Regions from separate parts of the Homo sapiens genome. Here region 2 is linked to region 1. A link is a loop called in an ENCODE intact Hi-C map of the cell type or tissue named here. Cell type or tissue: ovary. All regions are shown on one strand. Links, peaks and the distances in the headings refer to the core of each region. The heading gives the core; the rest is flanking DNA. Region 1 has its middle 230 kb from the start of SLC7A11-AS1. Region 2 overlaps LINC02511 (long intergenic non-protein coding RNA 2511).

The links. Peaks named below come from ENCODE experiments on the same cell type or tissue, not always from the same donor. Only the 100,000 strongest peaks of a DNase experiment are listed, where the experiment ranks them.
Region 2: it touches region 1 in a loop (3-fold over the local background); 56 of 110 quality-filtered maps call a loop at or near these places.

The regions. Positions count from the first base shown.
Region 1 is chr4:137,851,765-137,857,159 of GRCh38, forward strand. No RefSeq gene overlaps it. Among named protein-coding and RNA genes, the nearest start is that of SLC7A11-AS1, 230 kb to the right of the region's middle. In ovary, for the core only: no CTCF peak of the experiment used is centred there; no DNase peak of the experiment used is centred there.
Region 2 is chr4:137,132,008-137,137,402 of GRCh38, forward strand. The region is part of intron 1 of LINC02511 (long intergenic non-protein coding RNA 2511); the gene reads right to left. Among named protein-coding and RNA genes, the nearest start is that of LINC02510, 59 kb to the right of the region's middle. In ovary, for the core only: no CTCF peak of the experiment used is centred there; no DNase peak of the experiment used is centred there.

The DNA.
Region 1 (5,395 bases), core at 196-5,195:
AGGAATGCAATTTTTTATGATTGTAAGACTAAGGTTCTCACTTTCTTGCTGTCTGTTAACTGGGGGCCATTCTCAGAGCATAAAAACACCTGTTATTTCCTGCACTAACGTGAAAACTTAAATGGCAGTTTCCTCCTTCAAGGCCGATGTGAAAATCTGTTTTACTTCAGGATATTGGGGCCATCTTGGGATTCTGCATACCACTCTATGTTTACCCACAGTGCACTAAAGCTTTCACATTTCTCTAGTACTATCTTGTGCTTGAGCCTGGGATTTATTTGGCAGAGTCTCCTTTCAGTGTCTGTTCCATCTATAGCTTCAAGTCTTTCCCTTCATTTGTCCTTCTTCAGAGTATGTCTCTCTTAATTTTCTACACCTTCTTCCAGCAGTGAATTGCTATTATTTATAGCTCAAAACTTACTAACCTGCTAGCAGAGGGGAGGGGAGTGATTCTCTATTGTTGGGGCTCAGCCTCTAACTTAGGTAAGTGCTGTGTCCCTGGGTTCTGGATTTGGTGCCTTTTCAGTGCCCTTGTCCATACCTCTAATTGTCTAGGCCATAAATGTATTTCCGGCACTTCTCTAAGAATAGAATATTTTTTCTTTTCTTTTTCCCCAGCTGGAATGGGTCTTTACCCTTGTCCTAAAAGTGATATGATTGGTTTCCCTAACCCTACTAGGTTAAAGCTTTGGTTTCATAGGGAAGATAGGGGCCTAGATGCTGCTGTACGTCTTTCCCAGGCAAGCTTCAGAGAGGAGTTTTTCTGAGGGTTTTTGTTTCACTTTTCATCATGAGCTCACAGTGAGGCCTGTGGGGAAGAACCTGTGAATCTCTCCAAATTCCCTTTGTATGTGTGGCTTCTAATACTTCTATATGCTCACATTCTCCTATGCTCAACATTTAGCAATTTATTAAAAATTTTAACTGAGTTCTTACCTGCCTGCCTGGTGTTCTTTGTCTACTGTAAGCAAACAAGAGCTAGCATCATGTCTCTCCTTGGAGGTGTCTGCCTTTCCTTAGATATTGGCTTTGTTGGTTGCCCTACAACCACAGGTCGCTGATCAATTCAAGAAAAGTTGTGATTTTGTAGATTTTCTAGATCGTACTATATTGTATTCAGGATAGAAAAACTTCTCTTCTTCGCCTTTCACACCCTGAAGGAAGCCCAATTAACTTCTTGTTTTCATTATTGTTATGAATCTTCCTTTGAACATTACAATCCCTATAAGGAGAGTGGGGATACCTTTTTTATTTACTAAGCCTGACCCTTATTTGGTATCATATTTGTTGAGTAAAGCAATGAAGAAATGAACAAATAAAACAAGTAAATGAATGAGCTGTATAGAGTTGTGTGGAGTTGCATAGTAGGAACTTAAAAGTACAGCAAATATGAGAGCTTGTAGTAATTCAGTAGAATAGTCATGTCAGATATAGAACCATGCCATTTACAAGATTCATGTACGAAAACAATTAAAAAAAAAAAAAGAACTAGCTCCTAAAAAATGGAGCTTGAAAGATCAAGAGAAAGACCAGGCAACTGCTTGTCGAACAGACTGGTAAAGAGAATTGAATCCTCCTTATGGGACTCAATACCTTGTGAGGAAGGTGAAAGAGAAAATTCATACCCTAGATGAAGAAAGGTGGTGGGATGGTTAGCTATTTATATGCTTTCATTAATTGTAGATTATACCTTTGAGAGGTGACAACGTGCCAGCAGCCCTCGCTCTCGGTGCCTCCTCGGCCTCGGCGTCCGCTCTGGCCGCGCTTGAGGAGCCCTTCAGCCTGCCGCTGCACTGTGGGGGCTCCTCTCTGGGGCTGGTCGAGGTCGGAGCCGGCTCCCTCTGCTCGCGGGGAGGTGTGGAGGGAGAGGCGCGCGGCGCTTGCAGGCCGGCGCGGGTTCCGGATGGGCGCGGGTTCCTCAGGCCCCGCCCTCTGGCCGGCAGGCCACGCCTGCTGGACTTGATCAGGGGAGGAGCTCCCTCTGGGCTGCCAGAGTGCCTTGGCTAGGTGCTGCAAAGCCCCTCGTGAGTCCCATTAAGAGGTGAAGCCAGCTGGGCTTCTAGGTCGGGTGGGGACTTGGAGAACTTTTCTGTCTAGCTAAAGGTTTGTAAACGCACCAATCAACACTCTCTGTCTAGCTAAAGGTTTGTAAACACACCAATCAGCGCTCTGTGTCTAACTAATCTGGTGAGGACTTGGATAACTTTTGTGTCTAGCTAAAGGATTGTAAACGCACCAGTCAGCACTCTGTCAAAACAGACCAATAAGCTGTCTATAAAACGGACCCATTAGCTGTCTGTAAAATGGACCAATCAGCAGAATGTGGGTAGGGCCAGATATGGGAATAAAAGCAGGCCACCCAAGCCAGCAGTGGCAACCTGCTGGGGTCCCTTTCTACACTGTGGAAGCTTTGTTCTCTCGCTCTTCGCAATAAATCTTGCTGCTGCTCACTCTTTGGGTCCGTGCTGACTTTAAGAGCTGTAACACTCACCATGAGGGTCCACAGCTTCACTCCTGAAGTCAGCGAGACCACGAACCCACCAGAAGGAAGAAACTCTGGACACATCTGTACATCTGAAGGAACAAACTCTGGACACACCGTCTTTAAGAACTGTAACACTCACCGCGAGGGTCCACGGCTTCATTCTTGAAGTCAGCGAGACCAAGAACCCACCAATTCCTGACACACCTTTGCTAGAGGATCAGCATAGTGTTTGCTGTGGCAAGCTAACCAGATACACTTTCAAGTCCAAGATACCCAGTCCCTAGCTGCCAGCATTGTTGGCTGCTGACACCTCATAATTGTGCAAAAAGAAGTTGCTTTTCTCAAGATTTTGCTTCACACTCCCCAACAGCGGCACCAATGAAGAACACAAAGGCAAAGCCCACATGCATTTCAGCTTCAGAGCTGTCTCTGAGATTGGATGAGGTCTCTGTTGCATCCCAGTTAAACTTCTGACTAATGCTGCTTCCTTTACTCTCACAGGTGTTTCTTAGAGCCTTCCCCAGTATACTTCACACATACATAGTTCTGAGGTAGTTCCTTAGAGAAGTCAATCTGCAGCAAATAAAAGAAATTATTTTCAAATTCTGATAATTTGTAAATTTAGGGTTACTGATATATTATTTGTCATTAGCTTTTCTGCTCGTTGGTTCCAGAAGAAACCATGGTGTGATAGACTGAATGATGACTCCCTCTCCCACAGCAATGTCCATGTCTCAATCCTCAAAACCTGGGAATATGTTACTTTACATGGTCAAGGAAATTTTGCAGATGTAATTAATTTGAGGATTTTGTGATGGAGAGATTATCCGGAATTATCCAGGTTGGCCTGGATAATCACAAGGGTCCTTTTAAGAGTGGGACAGGATTAGAATCAGACAGAAGATGAAGTGACGACAGAAGCAAAGGAACAGAAAGAAAGATTAGAGCATGCTACACTACTGCTTTAAAGATGAAGGAAGGGGACATAAGCTGAGGAATGCTGGCATTCTCTAGAATCTAGAAAATGCAAGGAAATGGATTGCCTCCTAAGGCCTCCAGAAGGAATGCAGCCCTGCCACTCTTTTTTAGACTTTGACCTCCATATATATGAAATAAAACTTTGCTTTCCTATAAGCCACTCAATTTGTGGTAACTTGTTACAACTTCAATGTGAAATGAGCATGAACATACATAGTAATCATTTGGAACAGCAGGGACAGAAGAGTCTAAGTTTGTTCAAAAGATGACCAAATGTTTACAGAGATGTAACCAAAGGCATAAGATTATGAATGTCATTTCTCTTGTATATTTTCTCGATATTTATAATCTGGTTATATTATTTTATAATATAAAATGAGTTTATAATTAAAAGCATTACCATTTATGTGTGCTTCATCTATTACTCTTTAAATGCAGTGGGCAATTCAATTCTTTTTAGCACAAATACACAAAATTTAACAGGGTCAACGTGGATGCTGGTTACTTATCCATCACTGTGCTACCTCTACTACCATTTAATAATTTGACTCATTTCATCCCTTTGGTGCTTGAACAATTGGCTTCATATTCTGGCTAGTGACAATATTAAATTGCCTTCTATGACCTTTGTTCTTGACTTTGTATTCAACCTTGATTTCAGCTTCCCTATCCCCAAAGAAAGGAGACAAGAGTGCCCTGTATAAACCACAGTCTTTTCAACAGAAATGCTCACATAAAATTTAGAATCAACATTTTGTGTATGAATTTTTCTCTCCAAAATGCATAATTTTATTCTTTCTGAAATTTAGTTTATTTACCTAAATAATATGCTGAAAATCAATTACCACAATAATGTCAAATTTACACTAAATGAAAAGTTAGTATAAATATATGTGACAAGATAGTCACATTAGAAACTAACTTTCAAAAAATGCTTTGTACAGATGATATGCCAAGAATTTCTCAAGGAACCATGATTATAATTAGGTCATTTTACATTATTTTCTATACATTTAGATAATTTAATTTATGCTCTTATAATGTTACATTTCTTAGTAATCCAAAAATTGTTCAGCTGAAATATTACAATGATAATACCCATGAATGTGATGCATTCTCCCTTTTAAGAATTACCTTCCTAATTTTAGAGGCCATATGTCTATTTATTATTTAATAAATCTCATCATATCCTAGCAATATTTCTAGATTAAAATTTCTAGAATTGATCATCCCATGATTCAGATTTAGGTTCAATAGTTAGTATCTTAGTGATCATTACATATTAGGATTTTTTACATGCATTAGCTTAAAAAGTATCTTATTGTAGTAGACATTTTGTAAATCTTCATCATTTGACATGAGTCTGATCTATGAACAGCTGCTAGAAAAAGAGCTAAAAAAATAAATTCTATAGACATTAAATTACAATAATTATCAATGTTCAGATTTTTAGATTACATTACTTGAGTTTTTAAATACAGGGACGAGGTCTCGGGCGTACCCTGATGTAACTGTTCATTAAGACAACATGAAACTTCTAGGATAAGTATACAGAGAGAGTGGAAGGAATAAGTTTATGTTTTACCCTCTCCCCCTTTAATTTCCCCCCTTTATAAGCCTATGTGCAGTTTCCAAACTCCTGATAGAGTTCATCTTAGAACGATGAGATGATTTCATTAACACGGTGCTTTGATGAACTAAGCTCATCAACTATAAACATATAAAATGTGGTGATAGGCTCATACTAAAAGGCCTTTGGTTCTAAGGAAATATAATCTACATTATATTATACTGGAGAAATATAATCTACATTATTTGCAAAACCTTCCTACAAGCCCTGAGTGAGCATCTGGTTTTAACTGAAATAGAAACAATTTCCCTCAGAATTGCTAGTGTTCCCTCCTGTAGACAGGTTCTCAGCGAGAGAATCTC
Region 2 (5,395 bases), core at 289-5,288, 720 kb before region 1:
GTATGTTTTCAGATACTGTCAGGTATAGGATAACTGACAGCAGAAATAAGAAAAGCCATAGCTTATATGGCTCTCTAGAGCTTGTTAGTATAAAAATATAATAATAATGCATATTTTGTCCGCCTATTCCCTGGCATGTTTTTGTTACAAATAAATAAATTAAGATGGGAGTGTGATTTATTTGAGCAAATATGTGGTGTCAAATATATTCTAGGGAAAAAATAATGATCAGTCAAATTCCATTATTCTTAAGAAACCAAAATCCAAAATAAAAATGAAAGTAAACTATAAGTAACTGTATTTTGCTTACATTCAACCTAATTATGTGTTTACCATGGATATAGTTTTAGAAACTAAAATTCACAAATTTATTTTATGAAGGCAGAAAGCTACTGATGTACTCAGGGTTGGAGAAGGTTTTGCTTTTTTAGGTTTGGCCTATTCATATACAGTGCTTCCTAAGCAAGTCAAGAGCAATAATTATGAAACATGAAAATAAACATTTAATTGCTTATAGTAATACATAATTGCAAGCACAAGATATAAATATTCTGTTTCTATGTTCCAGATTTATACAGAGACCTAATAAAGTACATAAAATAAAAAGCTAAAGACATACCTTTGAATTATGATAGAATAATGAAGAATAGTGGAAATCTACAACTGTGGGACAGATAGAGAAGGCAAATAAGATATTTCTAGAAAATCAGACTACTTTTTTAAAATTGAAATTTTGTTGTATGAGAACCACCAAGTACCAAACATCCAAAGTTATATAATTTTTATCAAATCAAACCAAAAAGTAAATAATTGAGTATCTATTATATGAAAAGCCTGTATTAGTTGATTACTTAGAATGAATTTCTTCCCTTCATGATTTATTCCCCAACAATCAGACATCTGCATGGCCATACAATTAAGATTTTAAAAGAGCTATAAGAAAATGGTAATAAACAATTATGAGAGAATAAGAGAAAAATCAATTTTAATTCAGATTCTATGGTTATATCTGGAATCACAGCCAATACAACTTTCAGCCAAACAATGAAAGATACCAAGTACTAGGATGAGTGTGCTTTCTTCTGTGAATAAAAAGGAAACAAAGATTTATTTAGGTTTGTGATATGAAAAGTGATCTACTTTTAATATGTCAATACAGAGGTCATGTGGAAAATGAACTAGAGAAGAGAATGACAAGATGCAGAAAGACAGAGTAGAAAGTATACAGTTAATTCAGGAGATGGTTGGGCCAAAACTGAAGCAATTGAATTAGGTGTAGAAAATAGGAAAATAATAGAAGTTTCCCATGGATCTAGCCATATTCCTTTATTCTTCTTCTGTATATGCAACTTGATCATTTCACAAATACTACTGAGGCACTTTCTTCCATGAATGTTGATGACCCTGAAAATGATATATCTATTATAAGCCACATTTCAATTCCAGACCCAACTGTATGTTGGGAAGTTATACCTAAGAAAACACTCTAGGTGGCAAAAATTTATGTTTCTTGCCGAATCTTATCGCTCCTCACATTTGCATTTCTATTCTTCGTACTGAAATAAAAGTAACTTTTCTCTGTATAATCATCTACTTAAAGTAGTAATTAAATTAGGTGTGGAAAAGTCATCTATTAACCAATCAGAAACTTAATACCACAAATGACTGCTTTTTCATCTTTGCATCTTTAAAAACAATCATTAGTGTTAATATTTAGGAAGGATTCACAGAGGAAAAAAATAAGAGTCATCTTCAAGTCAACTCCTTAGCAAATGTAAACAATCATGATTTTGACTAAATAGTCTGATCCAAAATATTTTACACCTCTTTTTCATAACTGAGTTTTTTTTTGCAAAATATGCTGCTAGAATTTCTAGCCACTAATAGGTAGTGAAGCAATCTTGATAAGAAAGAGAAAAAAGACAAAAGTAAAGATGCAAAGGAATAATTATTAGTATAAAAGAGAAGAGCCCACAGCACATTTGCCACTATTGATTCTTGTTTTAGGAGCACACATATATTAATTTAATTTAAAAATGATGTTAAATATTATAAAGAATACAGGTTTCACTTGGAGAGGCACTCTACAAAAGTCTCTAAGACAGCATATAGAAGATTATTCTTACTTGTTAGTTTCTGCTTCACTGAAGCTAAACACAGAAATGTGGTCTGACAGTCAAAATATATTACAAAAACATCACATCTTTGTTATTATGAGCCGTAAACAAACAAAGAAACAAATTAGAGTATATCCATTATACCAATGTTTTCTGTTATTAACAAGCATTACACACTATTAAATGAGCTTTTATGTATTAAGAAAATAGATCTAAATTTTATCATAACTTTTATAAATAATATATTTCTAAATGCATATCAGAGTCAAATATAAGAAAGCTAGAAAAAACATTTTTCAATATTAAAAATAATGATATACTTATCCGATTCTAAAACCGCATTTCAGCATTTCTAAAATCAGTGTACATTTTGAATAGATTTTTCTACTTTGAATACAGGACTGTATATTCTTTGTTAGATACTTTTTAATTGATAGTTCATCTTACAATGAGTGGTATCTTAAAATTTATAAAATACAAAATAATAAATTTCCTAAATATATCTTGACTTTTAAACAATGTATTCATCAAAGGTTTCTATTATTTTATGCATGCACTTCCTTTATTATTTTCTTTAACTATGAAATACCAACTAGTTTAAGACAAGGAATTTTAAGATTTATCGCCTGAAGCATGATAATAATTTGTAACTTTGCCTCAAAGGAATTAAATTTATGAGATGTAAGTTTTATATCAGTTTCCCATTTCCACTCATTTGATAAGTAATAACATAAAATGCAATAGAATATTCAAATAATTTCACAAATGCTGCTGTACAAAGAAGGTAGCAGGCAGCAGTACCATTTGATGACGCAAAATGATCATTCATTGGCTGGAATATCACAGTCAGAATTTGGTGTAAAAATAATAGATTAAGAGTGCCGATGCTTAGTCTATGGAAGTTTTGGCTCTATAACATTTAGCATATTGAAATGAATGTCAATACATAAGATATTATTCCAATTTAACATTTAGCTCTTTTTTAAGTGCCATGTGCTAATATGTTACTGTTTTTGACATACATGGAACTCTGTGATTGGAGATTATTAGAGGCAAGTATACATAGAAAATATTTTTTAAATGGTACAGCAGGGACACCATATAGATGCCAGCTACTGTGCATGCCAGCTAATCATCAACCTTGATAATGAGAAATAAATGGCTGCCTCATTACTACTACGGGAACTAATGGCATCCAATATATATATAAATGTATAGAACTGTGTATATATATACACACACACACAGAGACACACTTCTTTTCCTCAGTAATTAATCCATGCTTACTATGTGAATTTATGCATAATATTTTAAAGTTGTGTAGTGAGATTAATTATAGTTTCTGTATAACAGCTATAGAGGAAAACAAATACTGAGGAATTTTGCAACATGCTTTATGTCATAATTGTCTAAAACCAAGGCAGACATTGCAACTTAATGCTTTAAATTCAGGTCAAGTGTACTTTTCACCTCTCTAAAAAAAGCAGTAGTTTAGTAGCAGCAGTTTGCTTAGAATTATACACACTTTAGATTTCTATAATATAAAATTCAGCAATACATGCAAAACCATATTGATATGGTTTGGCTCCGTGTTCCCATCCAAATCTCACCTTGAACTCTAATAATCCCCACTTGTCAAGGGCAGGGTCGGTGGAAATAACTGAATCATGGGGGCAGTTTCCCCCATGCTGTTCTCATGATAGTGAGTGAGTTCTCGGGAGATCTGATGGTTTTATAAGACGCAACCCCCTTCCCTCCACACTCATTCTCTTTCCTGCCGCCTGGTGAAGAGTTGCCTTCCGTCATGATTGTAAGTTTCCTGAGGCCTCCCCAGCCATGTGAAACTGTGAATCAACTAAACCTCTTTTCTTTATAAGTTACCCGGTCTCAGGTATGTCTTTATTAGCAGCATGAGGACAAACTAATATACATACACTTACTAAGTGTATTCATGTAAAAAAATATGGGAGTGCAGTAGTTAATTATTCAGGTCTAAAGTTAGATTGCCTTGGTTTAAGTTTTCTCAGTGCTAATCATTATCTAGTGCATGATCTTGGTTAAATCCCTACACCTATCAAAGTCTCAGTTTTCTCATGTACAAATTGGTACAGTTATCCCTACCTCATAGAACTGTTACTAAAAGCAAGAGAGATAATAAATAGCACTTACTAGAAGGTCTGTTACATAAGAAATGCTCAGGCCGGGCGCGGTGGCTCATGCCTGTAATCCCAGCACTTTGGGAGGCCAAGGCAGGTGGAATAACCTGAGGTCAGGAGTTCAAGACCAGCCTGGCCAACATGGTGAAATCCGTCTCTACTAAAAATACAAAAATTAGCTAGGTGTGGTGGCAGGCACCTGTAATCCCAGCTACTCAGGAAGCCAAGGCAGGAGAATCGCTTGAAATAGGGAGGTGGAAGTTGAAGTGAGCCGAGATCTTGCCATTGCACTCCAGCCTGGGTGACAGAGTGAGACTCCATCTCAAAAAAAAGAGAAATGCTCAGAAATTGTTATCTGTTATGGATTGTTATCACCTGTAAAAATAGAAGACTTATACGAATACTGAAATACAGATTCTGAAATTATGAAACTGTAATTACTGACTTGTAATCTTGGCCCTGACATTTATTAACAGTATAAATTTCAGCAATTATTTTACTTCTGTAAACGTTGGTCTGCTTTTTTCTAAAATAGACACAATGATGTTTGTCTTGCAACTATACAGAGTTATTTTGAATGTCAAATGAGTCCAGAATGATGACAGTATATGCAACCTCTATAGTTCTGCAAGATACAAAATGAAAAACATAAACTTGGAAAACTGGAGAGTCATAGAAGGAATAGAGAACTTCCAAATCACCTAAAATAATAATGTAAGAGTAAATTTTAGGAACCAATAAACTTCATAAAATCTTTACCCAGCTTTTCTAACTGAAAATATATTTCATTAACCCTAAAACTAAAAGGAAAAGGTTAAAAAAATTCCAGTAAAACAAAATTAAGCCAAGAATATATACAACTTGCAAAGTAAACAAAACACAATTTTACTTGTGTGTCCCCAGCACCCTCATTCCACTTATTAACATTTTTTCAATGTGAATAATTTTTATCTGCCCCTGGATAAAAATTTTGGTGTACCTGTGTCTTTTCCTTTATCCTTAGGAATAACAGGTCCTATGATAATTTACATTTCACACAATTTCAATTGTGAAGTTAGAATGAACAATGACAAATATAAGTTAAAACACAGAATCTGACTTCCAGTTAAAATTTTTCCCCTT